Linked DNA regions of Homo sapiens: region 2 is linked to region 1. The links are chromatin contacts, found by Hi-C or POLR2A ChIA-PET in ENCODE. All regions are on one chromosome and are shown on one strand. The core of a region is the stretch at or near the end of the contact, and the rest is flanking DNA. Distances in the headings are between cores, read along the strand shown. Region 1 holds the start of TRAF1 (TNF receptor associated factor 1). Region 2 overlaps STOM (stomatin).

Region 1 (4,965 bases), core at 1,862-4,361:
TCTGTGATGTGCCAACGTACCTTCTCCTGAGTTCGAAGACGGCTTCCTGGGCTTATAGACTGGAGGTCTTCCCCTCTGCATTTGGGGCAGATCTGATCCTCGCCATTCCTGGGGAAACATGGACAAAGCCTTGGAGAGAGGCACTACAGCTCCCTGCACCATCCACTCTCCTGACAGCTCCAGAAGCCTCAACTATCAGCAGGGTGGTGATCATGTACGTCCACAATCCCAGAGCCACAGTTCCTAAATCGCAAAACTGCCGAGTATCCCACATTTTTTGGTAGTTTGCAGTGAGCTTCCTGGGCTGCCAAACCTGCCGTGACTGCACTGACCGGAAGCTATTATAGCCCTTACTTGCCCCACTTAGTGTGAATATATACATGTTTCATTGCAGAAACATTAATGTGCTTGATTACAGGGCACTGCCGCATTCCCTGCCACAATTACATGATGCCCTGATTTGCTTTTCTAAAAAAAATTCTGAATTACAAAACACATCTGATCTCAGGGGTTTAGGCAAAAGATTGCTGACATGTGACTATATTTGCTCTTCTCATTTGGTCCTCCATTTGGTTTTGGTCTTATATGTTTAGTAATTACAGAGGATCATGGCCTATTAGAACAAGAAAGGGCCTCAGAGAACATCTGTCCTAGAGGTTCTTAATCAGGAATGGGTGTCAGATTCTAATGGGTAACACCTGGGTACCCGTGGGTTTTTTGTCTGTTTTTTGGGGGTTTTTCTTTTTTTGAGACAGGGTCTTACTCTGTAGCCCAGGCTGGAGTGCAGTGGTGCGATCTCAGCTCACTGCAACCTCTGCCTCCCAGGTTCAAGTGATTCTCATGCCTTAGCCTCCCAAGTAGCTGGGATTACAGGTGCACACCACCACACCCAGCTAATTCTTGTATTTTTAGTAGAGATGAGGTTTCACCTTGTTGGCCAGGCTGGTCTCAAACTCCTGACCTCAAGTGATCCTCCTGCCTCGGCCTGCCAAAGTGCTGGGATTACAGGCATGAGCCACTGCGCCTGGCCAGCAACTGTGTTTTTACAAAGCTCCTGGTGTCTCTGACCTGCTACCGCTACCGAGATAGTCTATTTTACAAGTGAGGGAATGAGGCCCCAGAGGGCATGTGGATTGGTCAAGGTAGAGTGAGTCAGGAGCAGAGCTGAGTAGAAGCTCTTCAGGACTTAGGCCTCAGGCCTCAGCCCTCCAACTTCCAATCAGCTCCCTCCTCTGCCAGGTTTTGGAAGGAGGGAGAGGGGAAACCAGGAGACCCACTACCAGAGCCTGAGCTGAACCCTGACAATCCGCTTGATGGTAAAACCAGTGAACCTCTGCTCCTCCACCTCCTGGCTGGCCTTTCCACGGCCACAGCCTCTCCTCGCTATTCTCACAGCCTCCTCCTTTGTCGTCATGTTTGAACTTCTCACTTGCCTGATTCAGCTTTGCCACCTTCTTAAGCTGTAAAACCGCAAACAAAAGGTCATCACATGAGATAGTTTAAGGGCATATTTGCCAGGAAACTGACCAAAGCTGACCTAATCTGTTAGGCCTCAGTGTTCTCATTTGTAAAATAGGATCATAATAGTATCCACCCCTCTAAGTTGTGCTGAGGACCCAAGGGCAGAGCATTTGGCACACAGTAGGTGCATAATTGCTTAAAGAGGGATGTCCACAATAGTACTGATATCATGCCTTTCTGGGTTGTTAATATTTTAAGTATCATTAAATACACAAATATATATCGATCTCTTTGTCCCCTCCAAAAGGGTTCCCAGCAAACGGTCTGAGGTGATGAGCAATGCTGTGGAAGGAGAGATATTCGTCTAACAGTTTGTCATTCACCAAGAGGTTTATATTTGTTATTATAAGGACTTTTGTGATTATTATTCATTGGGCTTCATTAACAATTCTATGACACAGAAAACAGCTTTACAGACAAGCGAGCTGCGGCTTAGGGACATTAGCAGAGCACCAGACCACACAGTGAGACAGTGGCCTCACAGCCTCGAGGCTCTCCTCGGTGTGGATGGCTTTCCCCTGTGGGAGCTGATGCCTTTCTGTGGCTTCCTCTCCTTCCACCACAGCCAGAGGGGCAGTGTCAGGGAGTGTGAGAAAAGGGTGTGGAAACTGAGGCCCAGAGAAGAAAAGTCACCGCCTGAAGTCACAGGCTCCTCTGCCCCTCACCTCCCATCAGGGGTCCCTCCCTGGCACCCACTTTCTGCCCACCCTCCGCTCCTCCATCACCTCACCTCGGGTTCTCAGAGAGACAGCCTGCACAGCAGAGAGCCCTGGGCTCCTTTGGGTCCTGGCAGACGGTGGGAGGGCACCCAAAGGGAAACTCATTCTCATCAGGGGCCGGGCGAGGACTGCTGCCTGAGCTGGAGGCCATCTCAGGGTTCCAGGCTGGCCAGAGGGCCTGTTTAAGTTGCTCCAGGGCAGGGGACCAGCCTTGTGGAGTCCTGGCCTGGGCCTCACTCTCTGGTGAGTAGGAGCTCTGATGACTTTATCTTCTTCTCTCTGGCTTGTGTGGTTCAACGTCACAGCTGAGTCACAGCAGGGATGGAGCAGGAATTACCCTTTGTGGCGATAAAAATCCCCTGGATGGTGACTGAAGGCTTTAGGAGTGTCCAGTCATTTTTTTTTTTTTTTAGAGTGAGAAAAAGCAAGAGAGCAAGTCAGAGAAAATGACCCGTGTCACAGACTCTCAGAAAGCACAGTGAGAGTTCCCCTGGTTGAGAATCGCAGGCTGCCGCTGGCTTCCCCCACTTCCCTGGGCACATCGGAGGAGGGGGCCACAGCTGGTCCCTGGTCTGTGTTCCCTGGCACCTCTGAGCAGCCTGGAATTCTCAGTGGGGGTGCTCACCTTCCTGGTGGAAATCCCCAGGGTGTTGGAGACAGGTCCAAAATTTCAAGTTCTAGGCGCTTTTGCTCTGCTCTGTTTGGAGTGTCTGGGTGACCTCAAGGAGAAGTCACTTCCTCACAGTGGGTTCTGATGACTCCATCTGTAAAAAAGAAGTTGCAACAGGTGGCCTCTGGGCTGTAAGATTCTGGGACCCTATCTTGCCTGGGACTGAGGCAACCAGAAGGAGCAGGAAAGCCCTGATGAAATCCAAGGCCTAGGACCACAGACTCCTCAGGGCCCTCCCCACACCACCCCACTCAGGAAGTCATAGGTGGCTACATGCTCCGGTCAGGTGCCACCACTTTACTGCCTCAAGGAGAACAAAGCGCTAAACAAATGCAAGATCACAGCAGCTGGTCTCAGCATCCAAGTGGGATGTAGATCCACATTTGCAGGAAAAGTGCACTGGGGAAACGATGGCTCCCAGAATGTGTACTGTGTGCTGGGCAACAGTTTCCCTCCAAATCCTTACAGCAACCTGCAAGGAATTCTTCTGCAGCTGTATATAGGGTCAGAGAAGCAAGATGCCTGGTCCAAAGGCACACAGCCTCTGGTAGTGGAGTGGGATTCACACCAGGGCTGTGGGGCCCCAAGCTCTGTGTGCTTGGGATGGAGATCAGAGTACCCAGCTCTTGTCTCATCTATCAAATGGAGAAGACAATCCCTACACATCTTTCCATCCTGCTTGGCTGCTACAGAGGTTTTGCAAACTTTCACAGTGGTTTCAGATCATGGGTTTTGAGGTCAGACAGAGCTGAGTTGAAATCCTGGGTCCACTGCTTACTAACTGTGGGCCCTGGGACAAAGTCCTTAACTTCCCTGAAACTCAGATTCTGCATCTGTAAAATGGGACAATAATACCTATTTCACCCATTTGTTGTGATGACTAAATGAGATAGTGGGTCAAAGTGTGGTGTGTAACCCAAGTGAAGTACTTGAATGACATTTGGCTCAGATGGTGACTACAGGCCTTCCAGCTCCTCAGAGAAAAGGATTAAAGTGGTGCATTATGCTTATACTGTGCTTTCACGTCTATCTACTGGAGCCTCAACAGGTGGGCAGGGCAGGTCATCTGGCCTGAGATACATTAAACTGCCCACCTGCCCTGGTGTAACACCAGGGCTGCCACAGGCTGGTGGCAAAGACAGCACGGCATCTTACCGCCACAATGTACATCAGGACCTCCACCCCCATAACAAACGACCTCCAGGCCTGCATCAAGACTATCAGAAGACACTCCCTTTTAACTGTGTACCCCATACCTGCAAGCTTTCCTGCAGCCAGCCCTACCTGTTCCCTCCTTCCCCTGGTTTGGGATAAAACAGGCACCCAAGACTTCTCTCCCCATCTGTGGGTCCCTTCTCTCCCCTCCGGCCTCAATACCACCCTCTCTACCTGCTCATTCCCACGGACATCAAAACGTGCGCAACCTGCTCTAATAAGAAAAGGGAAAAATAGTACTACTTTTGGGTACCGTCTTACGTAATTTTACAGACATCATCTCATCTAATTTTCACTCTGTGAAGCAGGTATTGCCATCATCATCCCCACCTTACAGATGAGAAAACTGAGGCACAGAGAGGCTAAGCGACTTGTTCAAGGTCTCACAGCTAGTGAGTGGGGACCCCTGAACCCAGAGCCAGTCCTGTAACCACGCACGCTTTTAAAACACTCTTTATTCTCGTCTCCAATTTCTACATCTACTCTCGCCTCACCTAACGGTAGAACTTCTAGAAAAGATTGTCTATACAGGCACTTGGATCTCCAGGGAATCATCTCTCCAAGTGTATACGCATGTCGGGGACGCCAAATGCCCTGGGCCCGCCCCAGTTTCTATCCAACCAGCCCTCCTGCCAGCACCTGACCCGGCTCTCAGCCCTTCCTTCCGGAATCCCTTCCTTTCCCCGGCTTCCCGCATCCTCTGCGGGGAATTCCCCCCGCGTCTCTGGTGGCTCCTTATCCGTCTCCTTGACCCCTTTCTCTTCTACACTGGGCCTCCATCGGCTCCATCCACGAGGAGTCTCTCTGCGCCGCGTGTCCCCATCTCCCACTCGTCCTTTG
Region 2 (4,965 bases), core at 643-3,142, 420 kb after region 1:
AAATTTAATAAAATAAATTATTCAAGTCCATTAATTCATTCAATCATACAAATAATATTGAGATATCACTCAACAGCAGGCACTGTACTAGGTACCAGGGATTAAGGTAGGAAAAAAACTTGGTTCCTCCTTTGAAGGAGGTTAGGGAATCAAAGGAAACTCTTAGGGGCAGCTGTGGGTGGCAGGGGTGATACCTGAATTGAATCTTGAAGAAAGGAATACAATTTTTCTGAGGGTGTTGGGTGGAGTGGAAGAATATTCAAGAGAGAGGCACTAGAGAGTCAAGGTTTGATAAACTACAAGTTCCACAATATTACTGGAACAAAAAGTGCATGGGGAATGTTTTTAAAGGGCAAGGTCAGCATCAAAACATATTTTACAGCATGCTACATAAAAATGCTAAACATGACATATTTTTGTTTTAAGCTAAGAAGTTATCTGAGTGAGAGGCTCCAGGAAAATAGTTACATCCATCACTTAAAACTCACTGGGACTCAGTTTTCTCATTTGTAAAGTAGAGATTAATTATAGTACCTACTTTGCATTCTTGCTAGAATTAATGCGTTAAATACATTCAAGTGCTCAGAAAAGTTCCTGGCACGTAAGAGCTGTCTTATTATTTCATCTTGGATAATGGTGGTAACTTTACTGAATAAAACACTGACTTGATTAACTGTAATAAGTTAATTTAGATAATAATAAACAAGCCAGCTGGGCATGATGGCATACACCTGTAGTTTCAGCCACTCAGGAGGCTGAGGCAGGAAGATTGCTCCAGCCTGGGAATTCCAGCCTCTCTCACTAACAACATCAGGCTGGCACCTTTCTACTGATCATTTAAATGTCCTTCTCTCTGTGAAACTTTCTTGGCTTACTTGGCAGAGTTAAGCACTCTTCCCTTGCACATCCACTGCACCTTACTGTAGTGACATTATTTATTCACATTTCTACTTCTCTCTTAGACTATGAATTTCTTCAGGGCAATTCTTTGTAACTCTAACACTGGCAGAGTGCTTGAAACATAGCGGGTAGTCAATAAATGAGAGAGGAGCTGAACTGAAATGTGGTCCTGAGAACAGTGACCGATGAGGAACACAGCAGTGAGAGTTAGGAGACCTGAACTGAGTCCCATCTCTGCCTTCAGGTCCCTGGATGGCCTCTAGCAAGGTTTTTAACCCATTTGACCAACAGATTCCTCATTTGTGAGATGGCGCTAATAATACTGCCTAATTCTATCCAAATTTCTGTGAAGATCAAATAAGAACATACTTGTGAATGAAGCCCTTTTGAAAGAGTAAACAGCTATGAAAATGGAAGGTAATAATAACAATGTTGTAACATGGCTGTTTAGCCCTGCCAGACATCAAAGCAGTGATCCTTTTTTAGTAATCTCAAAATACTTCTAACATGGAAGAGAAGTGGAGGATTTATAAATAAATGTACAGTGTATTACCATCTTGTATGAAAACTAATTATTTCCCATGACATGATGGGAAAATGTGTGTCATTCCCAAATTCTTGCCACTTTGACTTTGCCACAGCTTCTTTCTAAAGCTACAGCTTCTCTGCCTACTGTTTATCATCGGCAAGGGTTTATCTCCCTTCACAGAAACTTCACAGGGGATCAGAAAAAGGATTGCTGCCAAGTTCCAATCTGCTTTGCATTCAGCAGCTTGCAGAATAGGAGAGGGCCACTGGAAAGCAGAAGCTTAAACAGCAACTCTGCCAGATGTCTGTAATGTTTATAGTGGAAAATGCCAGAATGTCCAGCTACCCTGAAGGGCTCCTTCTGAGACTCAATCTTCCTTAGACGATGGGAAAACACACAGAGAATACAGTGATACTCTCAGTCTTGTTCTTATGAGTAAAATGTGGGCAAAATGATTCCTGGCATCACTAACTTTGGGTGGATTATAAAGTCTGACCCCACCCACTTCTTGGATCAGTACCAACAAGGAAGTTCCTAAGCTGGTTTCTGGTATTTGTGACATGAGAAGGCAACATGGCCAGGCTCCATCACCATGCTGAGTATCTGGCCTTTGGCCAGGAAACACTGACAGCATTCTTCTGTCCTTCCCCCTTCATGATGTTTTCAGGTTTTCTGTATGCAACGGTTATTAAGTCTCCTAAGGACATGGTTCCCAGGATGGCCATCACTTTTTCGGGGGCTATGAGGGAGCTCATGTACAATGCATTTAGCATGGAGCTGTGGAAAAAACAGCACTATACAAAGAATCCGAAGAGCTCAATTTTAGTCTTGGCTCTGCCACTGTAATCTGGAGGAATTCCTTTGTTTCACTGCAACTATATACTTTCTAGGGATTCTGCCATGAGTTTCATCTATGATAATACTTGTGAAGTAGTTTGAAAAGGCACAAAATAATCACTAGTATAAAATATTATGTTTTATCTAAAATGCCCAACAAGCAGTTTCTAATTCTTTGGTTTCTAACCAATTTATCTAGAATAAAACCTTAAGAAAAAAAATAATGAACTAATAGGGTTTTCTATCAGAAACCCATAGAAGAGAAATGTGGTAGTAAAAATGTTGATAGTAATAACAATGATGATATTATTATACTTACATTAGCATTACACTATGTTTTGTAATAATCATTCCTCGGTATCTGTGGGAGATTGATTCTAGGACCCTCAGAGGATACCAAAATCCAAGGATGCTCAAGTCTCTTATATACAGTGGCACAATATTTGCATATAACTTATGCACATCCTCCTTTATACATTAAATCCTTTCTGAAGTACTTATAATACTTAACACAATGTAAATACTACATAAATAGTTGCTATACTACACCGTTTTTAAAAATTTGTATTATTGTATCATTGTCAATTGCTTTTTTCCCTAAATATTTTTGATCCATGGAGCCAACCGTATAATCTATGTACATTTTCCTGTACACTTTAAATCATCTCTAGATTACTTCTATTATCCAATACAATACCTACACATCACTTTATTCATGTGGATTCAATGCCATGCTTGATGCATGGCAAATTCAAGTTTTGCTTTTTGGAACTTTGTGGAGTTTTTTCCTAATATTTTCAGTCTGCGGTTGGCTGAATCCCTGTATGCAAAACCCATGCATGCAAAGGGCCAACTGTAATAGTAACAGTAAGAACTTATATAGCACTTACTATTTGTCAGCCATTGCTCTAAGCACTTGGCACATATATCTCACTTCTCAGAACCACCTTATACAGTAGTTCTTACTATTACAAATGTCTATTTTCTGGATGAGGAAACTGAGGCACAGAAAAGTTAAAGAACTTGCTTAAGGTCACTGAGCTAGAAATGCTGAAGGCAGTCAAGGTCTAAAGCCTGTGCTCTGGCAGGGAACGGTGGCTCATGCCTGTAATCCCAGCACTTTAGGAGGCCAGAACGGATCACCTGAGGTCAGGAGTTCGAGACCAGCCTGGCCAACATGGCAAAATCCCGTGTCTACTAAAAATACAAAAAAATTAGCCGGGCGTGGTGGCGCACATCTATAGTCTCAGCTACTCGGGAGGCTGAGGCACGAGAATCACTTGAACCCAGGCGGCGGAGGTTGCAGTGAGCTGAGATCACACTACTGCACTTCAGCCTGGGTGACAGAGCAAGATTCCAATTAAAACAAACAAACAAACAAACAAAAATTTAAAATAAATAAATAAATAAAGCCTACACTCTAACTATTCTGTCCCTCATTGTAAAGCACTTTCACATATGATACCTCAGTTATTCAAAGAAAACCTTACCTCCTGAGGAGGAATATCAAATGAAATAGTTCTCATGTCCACTTTGATGAAGCTGTCAGTGCATGGCAGAATAAAAAACAAACCTGCAACAAAGATACACACATTATACAGACACCAGCAACCTAATCAGTTCACTTCTCCATTCAGTTTTAAGAAAATCAACCTAGTGAACTGAAAAGTCACCAGTTCATCTTCGTGAATGAGCCAGAAGCCAGGAATGATAACTTTGATTCCTCTTGCTTACTTCCCACATTTGACTGTCTCCACTAAGGTCTGTGGAGTTCATTTCCTTAATCTACTGTTGCTATCACTCTTCTCCCCACCGCCCCACTGGGACCAATGCAATCGTTTCCCAGGCCATCTTTCTATTTTTTGTAGTTTCTCTCCTATAATCTATTTCCTAAGCTGCAAGCCGAGCAATCCCCCCTAAAATACAAACCCTCCCCCACGCATGGTCCTGCATAACCCGCCTTTGTTCCCCTCTTCAGCCACTTCCTCTCTCTTCACACCCTGCACTCTTGCTGGACTGATCTACTTGCAGTTTCTTGAATCTGCAATACTCTCCTCTTTGTTGCTTTGTGTATGTTGCTATTTCCGCCGCAAACACCTCCTGTTGGTTAACACCTTTTCAGACCTCAAGACTCAGTCAAGATGTAACTTCCAGAAAGCCTTGACTCAGCCTACGACTAGTTCAGATCAGTAACACTTCTCTGGTTTTCTCTTTTCTCACAGCTCTCTGTGAGTACTTGATCATAATACTTATCACATAGGATTGTAGCTATCTGTTTCCTTGTTGGTTCCTACCACTAGATAGGAAGATCCTTGAGGGTAGGGACTGTGTTTTAGTCTCCCTTGAATTCCCAGAACCTGGAACACAGTAGGAGCTTAATTGAAGTTTGCCAAATGAATGACTGAAAGTCTTTCTTTGGTAGAGATTCTCATGCTCAAACTTGTATAGCTGTACTGTTCTTGGCCTAGGTGGTAATCTTATCAGCTCAAATGGGAAGGGGAGGGGAAGGGTAGGAAGGAAAGGGTAACAAAAGATTGGCTAGAACCACTGCTATTGTTATACAACTCCTGCTACATGAACTCTTATCTAAGACAGAGTAGAAGAGGCCCTCATAAGGGAAATCACGTCAATAAAAAAATTTTAGACTGGGCACGGTGGCTCACGTCTGTAATCCTAGTGCTTTGGGAAGCTGGGGTGGG

Evidence for each region. A loop is a pair of places that touch in the nucleus more often than their neighbours do. ChIA-PET counts read pairs that join two places held with the same protein, here RNA polymerase II (POLR2A). Pooled maps may share reads with other maps.
Region 2: a loop to region 1 is called in a pooled map, with 1.9 times the contacts of the local background. The contact joins the enhancer-like site here to the promoter of TRAF1 in region 1. A Hi-C loop is called at or near these places in 1 of 168 maps with a recorded cell type or tissue (natural killer cell), 3 of 37 single-sample maps with no recorded cell type and 8 of 50 pooled maps. POLR2A ChIA-PET finds 5 or more read pairs at or near these places in 2 of 52 experiments (GM12878 and activated T-cell).

Annotation. Positions count from the first base shown.
Region 1 is chr9:120,923,685-120,928,649 of GRCh38, forward strand. TRAF1 (TNF receptor associated factor 1) reads right to left here and starts at 3,112. Exons shown (of 8, transcript NM_005658.5): 1 at 2,866-3,112; 2 at 2,252-2,617; 3 at 21-108. The coding sequence starts at 2,391. RefSeq lists enhancers at 1,741-2,264, 1,861-1,930, 2,391-2,730, 3,071-3,390.
Region 2 is chr9:121,349,464-121,354,428 of GRCh38, forward strand. It overlaps STOM (stomatin), which reads right to left. Exons shown (of 7, transcript NM_004099.6): 4 at 3,757-3,839. Among named protein-coding and RNA genes, the nearest start is that of STOM, 18 kb to the right of the region's middle. RefSeq lists an enhancer at 4,540-4,759. Within about 2 kb of position 1,893, at least 24 of the 41 ENCODE cell types and tissues checked have a DNase peak (open chromatin) inside an H3K27ac peak, as active enhancers do.